Regions from separate parts of the Homo sapiens genome. Here region 2 is linked to region 1. Evidence: read pairs that join two places in POLR2A ChIA-PET (ENCODE). Cell type or tissue: Panc1. All regions are shown on one strand. Links, peaks and the distances in the headings refer to the core of each region. The heading gives the core; the rest is flanking DNA.

Region 1 (4,394 bases), core at 312-4,311:
CCAACCATTTGCAACACTGGAACAGGTTATCTTCCAGGAAGTATTTGCAGTTTTGCATTTACTGTTTGCAACTTCTGGTCCGTAAAAAAGATTGAGCAACCAACTCAGCACTGATATTGGGGTGAGTCAGACACCCCAATCAAAGCAGTAACAAGAAAGGAAAGAATAAAACTTGTAATTTAGTCAACCCTTTAGCTGTCACTGTCATGTCAGGGCCACCTAGACAAGGCTCTGGCACCAGGGGCTGCACCTTCTGGCTGCAGGGGGAGCGGGGTCATTCAGGTTCACAAGCCCCTCTGCCAAGGTTTAGTGGCTTCAAGATGAGGGAAAACCCTCATGGAACCATACCCTACTGTTGCCTGACAGCGCAACCCACAGGGACTGAGAGGTACTCGGGGAACACTACACTCTCCAAGGTGACCTGTTAAAAAGCAGTGTCCAAGAGTGACTCAGACAGATCGCTCCACAGCCACAATAGCCAGAGTACCCAGGAAGTTTATTATCTGTACTGAGATGTTGGTGCAGATTTCTTTGTGTTTACCTTCTGTGGGGTTCACTCAGTTTCTTGAATCTGTAGATTTATGTCTTTTGCAAAATATAGCAACTTTTCTTTTCTTTTCTTTTTTGTTTTAGGAGACAAGGTCTTGCTCTATCACCCAGGCTGGAGGCATAGTGGTGCAATCACTGTTCACTGAAGCCTCAACTTTCTGGGCTTGAGGGATCCTCCGGGCTCAAGGGATCCTCCTGCCTCAGGCCTCCTGAGTAGGTGGGACTACAGGTGTGCCTCACCACACCTGGCTAATTTTTGTATTTTTAGTAGAGACAGGGTTTTGCCACATTGCCCAGTCTGGTAATGAACTCCTGAGATTCTGCCCACCTCTGTCTCCCAAAGTGCTGGGATTATAGGAGTGAGCCACCGTGCCCGGCCGCCATTATTTTTTAAATAACTTTTCAGCCTCACTCTCTTTCTCTTCTTCTCCTGGGACTTGGGTGACATGAAAGTCAGATCTTTTGTTATTAGTCCCACAAAATCCTGAGGCTCTGTTCATTTGTTTTGTTTTGGTTTTCAGTCTATTTTCTGTTGTTTAGGTTAGGTGATTTCTACTGCTCTAACTTCAAGTTCATGGATTCTCTCTTCTGTCTCCTCCATTTTGCTGTGGAGTCATCCATTCAGTTTCCTATTTTGACTATTGTATATTTCGGTTCTAAGACATCTGTTTCATTCTTCTCTATATCTTAATTCCAACATCTGTGTCATCCTGATGCTGGTGTCTGTTGACTCTCTTTTCTCATTCAAGTTGAGAGTTTTGTGGTTCTTGGTATAGTGATTGATTTTTATTGTATTCTGGGCATTCTGGGTACTTTAAGATCCTGAATCTTATTTAAGCCTATTTTATTTTTGAGACAGAGTCTGTCTCTATTGCCCAGGCTGGAGTGCAATTGTGTGATCTCAGTGCACTGCAATCTCTGCCTCCCAGGTTCAACTGATTCTCATGCCTCAGCCACCAGAGTAGCTGTGATTACAGGCGTGTGCCACCACGCCTGGCTAATTTATTTTTTTGTATTTTTAGTAAAGACAGGGTCTCACCATGTTGCTGGGGCTGGTCTCAAACTCCTGGCCTCAAGTGATCCACCCACCTTGGCCTCCCAAAGTGTTGGGATTACAGGTGTAAGCCATTGCACCCAGCCTTTTTTGATTTTATTAAATATTGTCTGTCACCTGCTTATAGGGAAGGAAGGTATCAGTTCATTGCTGTCAGGCGAGATTCAGTCTCCCTCCTGGGCCTCTGCTGACAAACCCTAGCTTGGAGAGGGAAGACAGCACATGATCTCCACTGACACATGGGGTGGGGCTCCCTGGTTCCGCCAGGTGGTGATGAAGTCCTGACTCACACTGGGCCTCCTCTAATGTCACTCCCAAGGAGAGCACGTTTCCTTGCTTCCTTGAAGAGTCGAGGTTTCCTTGGCTATTTTTTTTTTAAGTTGATAATTCTCCCTTTTGCAAATTTCCCTTAAAAGATGTTGCAGGTATGAAATAAGACTGAGCCACAGGAGACGCGCAGCCCTTTGGACTTTCCTGCAATTTCTATAGCATTCGCTCATATCTTGGAAGCATTTACAGGGAAGCCACCAAGAGGGTTTAAGAATGCAATTCCTTGGCTCTTGATGAATCTAAAGACGTTACCAATACTTTTCAGTTGTTGTTTACTTGGGGAGTCAATACCAAGTTTGAAGAATTAGCATGAAACAACTACAAATAAGAGCATTTTCAAAGAAGTTGAGAAAAGTTTAGTACAATCTGAAATGGAATCCACTAAGATGTGTTATAATGAATGTGGGGGGCAGAAAAAGGCTTAGTTGGAGCCTATGGTTGTTCACTATATTATTCACCAGCAGATATTATGCAAAAAATTTGAATCTATTATATGTGATCGAACAAGGGAATGTCAACAGTATCTGCTCTCATGGACTTAACCTAAGTTGGTCTTAAGGATTTTTGTCAAAAATAGAAGCTGAATATCCTAACTGGCCTACCATACAGCAGTTCAGCAGCTTAGCAGTGGTAAAGTCTGGTGTGACTATTTTGAGCTCAGAGTGAATATTAAATCTTTTCTGAACAAGAATAACTGAAAAGTACTGCCCTCTTAGTCTAAAAATAAAAATAAAAAATAAAAAAAGAGAGGGCCGGGCACGGTGGCTCATGCCTGTAAACCCAGCATTTTGGGAAGCCGAGGCAGGCGGATCACAAGGTGAGGAGATCGAGACCATCCTGGCTAACACGGTGAAACCCCATCTCTACTAAAAATACAAAAAATTAGCTGGGTGTGGTGCCACGTGCCTGTAGTCCCAGCTACTCAGGAGGCTGAGGCAGAAGAAACACTTGAACCTGGGAGGTGGAGGTTGTAATGAGCCGAGATCATGCCACTGCACTCCAGCCTGGGTGACAGAGCAAGACTCCATCTCAATAAAAAAAAAAAAAGAAAAAGAAAAAAGAAAGAACTGCCCTCAACCACTATTACCAAATACTAAATCGCTTTGGAAATTAGCTTTTGCTGCAGACTTGATGTTTCTTAATGAGGCCAATCTAAAATTATAAGGCAAAACAGCAGTTATATGCAAAACTTATATTGCGGTAAAGTCATTTCAATGAAATTAACATTGTATGAATCACAAGTAATGTCAACCTGCGCCATACAATTCCTAGACTGTCAAGGTTAGAACAAGTGAAAAACCTTTGCACATTTTTTTGAGCTCAAACCTTGAGCTCAAAAAAAACAAAAACTTTGAGCTGCTAGTTCTAGCCCTAGCAGCGTTTTTCAGATCTTGATCTAAGTATGAAGGAAATTCCCATATTTTAAAATCCATTTAACTGTACAATTGAGCAGCTCTCATCTAACCTTCAATTGGAAGTGGCTGATCTGCAATGCAATAATGCAAAAAGGCAAATATCAAGAGGGGAATCTAAAAAAAAAAATCTATAAATGCTGTCTTCCAATGATTAAAATGCCCCATCAAAATTTATGCTCCCTGACCAATATAACTTGGCAGTACCTATTTGTGTGAAAAGATATTTTCAAAGATGTCACCTATACAATCTCATTACAGATGAGCACTGACACGGGGATATTTGCAACAGATTTTGATGTTTGGGAACACTAATTCAGAACCCCAATGAAACAAAATTGTTTTCTGTTTTTTGTTTTTTTGAGACTGGGTCTTGCTTTGTCACCCAGACTGCAGTGCAGTGGCACAATCGCAGCTCACTCCAGCCTCAGCCTTCTGGGCTCAAGTGATCCTCCCACCTCAGTCTCCACAGTAGTTGGGACTACAGGTGTATACTACCCACCATGCCCAGCTAACTTTTTAAATATTTTTTTGTAGAGACAGGGGTTAGCCATGTTGCCCAGGCTGGTCTCAAACTCCTGGACTCAAGCGATCCTCCCACCTCAGCCTCCAAGAGTGCTGGGATTAGAGGCGTGAGTCATGGCACCTGGCCCAAAATTGTTATCCCTACAAAAATCATTCCATTCTTCTTATTAACAAACCTGTATTAAAAACTTGCACTCAACTGTTATTAGTTATTACTCGAATTTCTTTTAAAAATATATATTTCAAATTATAGAGACAGGGTCTGGCTAAGTTGCCCAGGCTGGTCTCAAACACCTGGGCTCAAGCAATTCTCCCGCCTTGGCCTCCCAAAGTGCTGGGATTACAGGTGTGAACCACCGCAACCAGCCTTATTTGAATTTCATCAACAAAAAACATGGAAACTTGTTGCCTCTCATTATATATAACATCCTAGATTTTACTTCTTGGCATGCAAAGCCTAAAAAATATTTATTACCTGGCCTCTGACAAGAAATAAGTTATTAGCGCCTACTCTAGATAACTGA
Region 2 (4,394 bases), core at 306-4,305, 120 kb after region 1:
GGAGTGCAGTGGCACGATCTCAGCTCACTGAAACCTCCACCTCCTGGGTTCAAGTGATTCTCCTGCCTCAGCCTCCTGAGTAGCGGGACTACAGGTGCACCACCAAGCCTGGCTAATTTTTGTATTTTTAGTAGAGATGGGGTTTCATCATGATGGCCAGGCTGGTCTTGAACTCCCAACCTCAAGTGATCCACCCACCTCGGCCTCCCAAAGTGCTGGGATTACAGGTGAGAGCCACCGTGCCCAGCCCACACGCTGTCTCTTGGGACCCCGAATGTACACGTTTCCTGGCTATTCCAACCGACCCCGTGAGCGTTGGGGTCAAATAAGTGGGCAGAGTGTGTCCATCTCCAGCCTCAGGCCGTCAGTGTCCTGTGGCAGTGCAGTGAGGGGGCTGGGTCTCTGCAAGCAGGGCTCCAGGGTTTTTTGGTCTTAGGGAAGCAATCCAGCTGTGCAGGTCCTTCAGGAAGGAAATCCTTTCACTTCTTCTTTTAGTGAAGTTCTTGACCACCAGATTTTGTGGATTAGCAGAATCTGGTCCTTTCTTGGCCTCCAATCAGGAGCTATTTCTACCTACAAGCAGAAGCATGACACCTAGTCTCAGGGAGTGACAGGAAAACCGGGCGGTTAGGGCTTCTGGCCCCCTTCTGTCCTGGAATTCCCTGCCTTCTGGGCCTCCCCAGCTGTGGACCCTCAGAAAGAATCTTGTGCATAGGCTTGTAGCTCTTCCTTTCTCCTGCACACAACTGTTTTCAGTGAGCCTCTGGTTAGTCAGTATCTTCCAACCTCCTTCTCAACGCCATTCTTTTTTTTTTTTTTTTTGAGAGGGAGTCTCGCTCTGTTGCCCAGGCTGTAGTGCAGTGGTGTGATCTCGGCTTACCGCAACCTCCGCCTCCTGGGTTCCAGCGATTCTCCTGCCTCAGCCCCCGAGTAGCTGGGATTACAGGCACCTGCCAGCCTGCCCAGCTAATTTTTGTATTTTTAGTAGAGACTGGATTTCACCATGTTTGCCAGGCTGGTTTCAAACTCATGACCTCAGGTGAGCCACCCGCCTTGGCCTCCCAAAGTGCTGGGATTACAGGCATGAGCCACCGCGCCTGGCCTCAATGTCATTCTCTTCTCTCCACATGTCTTTCAGGACTTACAGAGCAGGAGCTCCCTAAGACGATGTCCTGGGCCCCACCAGTGGTACATCATAGCCAGCCCACGCCGACCTGGGAGAGCTGACTGTCAGCATCTCTTCCCAACTTCACTTTCAGGGACATCTGGTTGGTAGCTTGAATTCAGCCGTGGTGGGAGGATTTACACCATGGCAATTGACAAACGCTGCTAATCACACTTGTCCCCACAGAGCCAGTTTGTTAAATATTTGCCAACATAACCCTGGCTTCACCTTACCCTGGTCAACCAGACCTGCCCAGGTGTTGGCTAATAATCCTTTGTGTTGGTATCAGTCTCTCCCATGTGGCATTCCTGTGTCCACCTCCCCAGCAGGTCACCCTGGCTCTGGGGGACTGAGCCAGCCAGAAGGTGGCAATTGAGGTCAGACCAGCATCCCTGAATTGGGAAGGACAAGAGGATTTGCATGGAGCATGGATAGCTTCTGTGACAGACATCACATGTGCGTGCACACACACACACACCTGGTTTACTTTATGTTTTAATTATTTTTAAAAAATTGAGACAAGATCTTGCTCTATTGCCCAGGCTGGAGCACAGTGGTGCAAACATGGCTCACTGCAGCCTCAACCTCCTGGGTTCAAACAATCCTCCCGCCTCAGCCTCCCAAGTAGCTGGGACCACAGGCATGTGCCACCATGCCCAGCCAATTTTTTTTTTCTTTGAGATGAAGTCTCGCTCTGTTGCCCAGGCTGGAGTGCAATGGCGCAATCTCAACTCACTGCAATCTCTGCCTCCCAGGTTCAAGCGATTCCCCTGCCTCAGTATCCCAAGAAGCTGGGATTACAGGCATGTGCCACCATGCCCGGCTAATTTTTTTCACATTTTTAGTAGAGACGGGGTTTCACCATGTTGGCCAGGCTGGTCTTGAACTCCTGAACTCAGGTGATCCGCCCGCCTTGGCCTCCCAAAGTGCTGGGATTACAGGCGTGAGCCACCGTGCCTGGCCCCAACCAAATTTTTAATTTTTGGTAGAGATAGGATCTCACTATGTTGCCCAAGCTGATCTCAAACTCCTGGGCTCAAGCGATTCTCCCACCTCAGCCTCCCAAAGTGCTGGGATTATAGCTGTGAGCCACCAGAACTGGCCTGGTTTCCTTTAATACTTGTGGGTTTATTTTAATGGTTATGGGGGAAAACACAGCTAGTGCACTAAATCTGTGATTTTTTATTTATTTATTTTTTTGAGATGACATCTCCCTCTGTCACCCAGGCTGGAGTGCATAGCACAGTCTCGGCTCACTGCAACTTCTGCCTCCTTGTTTCAAGCGATTCCCCTGCCTCGGCCCCCAAGTAGCTGGGACTACATGCGCCTGCCACCATGCCCAGCTAATTTTTGTATTTTTAGTAGAGAGGAAGGTTTCACCATGTTGGCCAGGCTGATCTCGAACTTCTCACCTCAGGTGATCCACCCATCTTGGCCTCCCCAAGTGCTGGGATTACAGGTGTGAGACACCGTGCCTGGCCCTAAATCTGTGATTTTGTGGCTATTTTTGGATGAAGTCCATTTTGACAAAACCGTTAAGTGTACAATAAATTGGGTGGTGGGAAGAAATTGTAAAAAAAAAAATATATATATATATATAATATATATTTTTATTTTTAAATACTTTCCATAGTATTATATATCCATATATATATATACGTATATATGAAGGTTATGAGCGAGTGGATGAAGTTTGGGTGTTGGTGATGGAGCACTGGTGAAAAGTTTTAGGCAGGGGGTGACCAGGCTGGTGTGCATTTTAGGAGGGGCGTTTGTTTTGCAGCTGTGCACAGAACAGATTGGAGAAAGGTGAGTGGGGAGGCAGTGGAACGGGCCAAAAAGGAACAGGTGGATCTGGGAGGTGTTAAATAGGTAAAATCAACAAAATGAGAGGCCTGATTAGGGGTGTGTGTGTGTGTGTGTGTGTGTGTGTGTGTGTGTTGGGGGTGGGGATGGCAGGGAGTTGGGAGGGAAGTGATGGTACCTTCCCTGGAAGATTTTTAAGGAATGATACAACTAGTGCATTTGGAGCAGGAATGTGAGATACCACATGATAGATATTCCTGCCTCCTGTCCCCAGTCTCCCAACCTTACCTCTTCCTTTTTTTATTTTTTATTTTCATTTTTTGAGACAGAGTCTTGCTTTGTTACCCAGGCTGGAGCGCAGTGGCACTATCTCGGCTCACTGCAACCTCCAGCTCCTGGGTTCAAGTGATTCTCCTGCCTCAGCCTCCCCAGTAGCTGGGATTACAGGTGCACACCATCACACCTGGCTAATTTTTTTTATTTTTAGTAGAGACGGGGTTTCACCATGTTGGCCAGGCTGGTCTCGAACTCCTGACCTCAGGTGATCTGCCCACTTCGGCCTCCCAAAGTGCTGGGATTACAGGTGTGAGCCATCATGTCTGGCCTGGTCATGGACTCTTATTGGCCGCCTTCCCTTCCTCTTGTCAGAGCAATTAGGCAGGACAAAGAAATAAAAGGCATCCAAATCAGAAAGGAAGAAGTTAAGGCCAGGCATGGTGGCTCACGCCTGAAATCCCAGTCACCATGCCCGGCCCACCTCTTCCTTTTGCCTTCCAGAAACTCAGCCACATCCCACTGTTCACCTGGCTCTCCTGCCCCTGGTCTTCCCTTGGCCTGGAACCCCCTGCTTCCTTTTCCACCTGGGAACTCCTACCTGTCCTGTTCTGAAGCTTCTCAGATCCCCCACGCAGAGCCCTTTCAACCTGGTAGTTACCTGGCAATAGCAATGATTACCCCTTACTAACTGGTCCTTATCCATATTTACTGTAGGCTGGGAGCTGTGCCTGGACCATGAGGGACAGTCATTCAGTCACTCTTTGTGATACCCAGAGGAGGGACAAGGACTTGTCTCAATTTCCCAATGACAAAGCCAAGGCTGGGGTAGGGCCAGGATCGGAATCCAGGACTAATCGCCTCCAAAACGTATGTCCTCAACGAGTCTGATTCCTAAATCTTATGCTATATTGTAATTATTATTGTTATTCCTTTGAGACAGAGTCTCACTCTGTCTCCCAGGCTGGAGTACAGTGGCGTGATCATAGCTCACTGCAGCCTCGACCTCCTGGGCTTGAGTGATCCTCCCACCTCAGCCTCCTGAGTAGCTGGGACTACAGACATGTGTGCCTGCACCTGGTTATTTTTTATTTTTTTATTTTTATTTTTTAGATGGAGTCTCTTTCTGTCACCCAGGTTGGAGTGCAGT

Evidence for each region. ChIA-PET counts read pairs that join two places held together with the same protein. Peaks named below come from ENCODE experiments on the same cell type or tissue, not always from the same donor. Only the 100,000 strongest peaks of a DNase experiment are listed, where the experiment ranks them.
Region 2: POLR2A ChIA-PET joins it to region 1 with 5 read pairs; 2 of 35 experiments call an interaction of 5 or more read pairs at or near these places.

What each region holds. Positions count from the first base shown.
Region 1 is chr7:75,941,540-75,945,933 of GRCh38, reverse strand. All of the region lies in intron 1 of POR (cytochrome p450 oxidoreductase), which reads right to left. SNORA14A (small nucleolar RNA, H/ACA box 14A) reads right to left here and starts at 2,151; the gene lies at 2,018-2,151. In Panc1, for the core only: no CTCF peak of the experiment used is centred there; a DNase peak (open chromatin) is centred at 1,863.
Region 2 is chr7:75,824,853-75,829,246 of GRCh38, reverse strand. No RefSeq gene overlaps it. Among named protein-coding and RNA genes, the nearest start is that of CCL24, 13 kb to the right of the region's middle. In Panc1, for the core only: no CTCF peak of the experiment used is centred there; no DNase peak of the experiment used is centred there.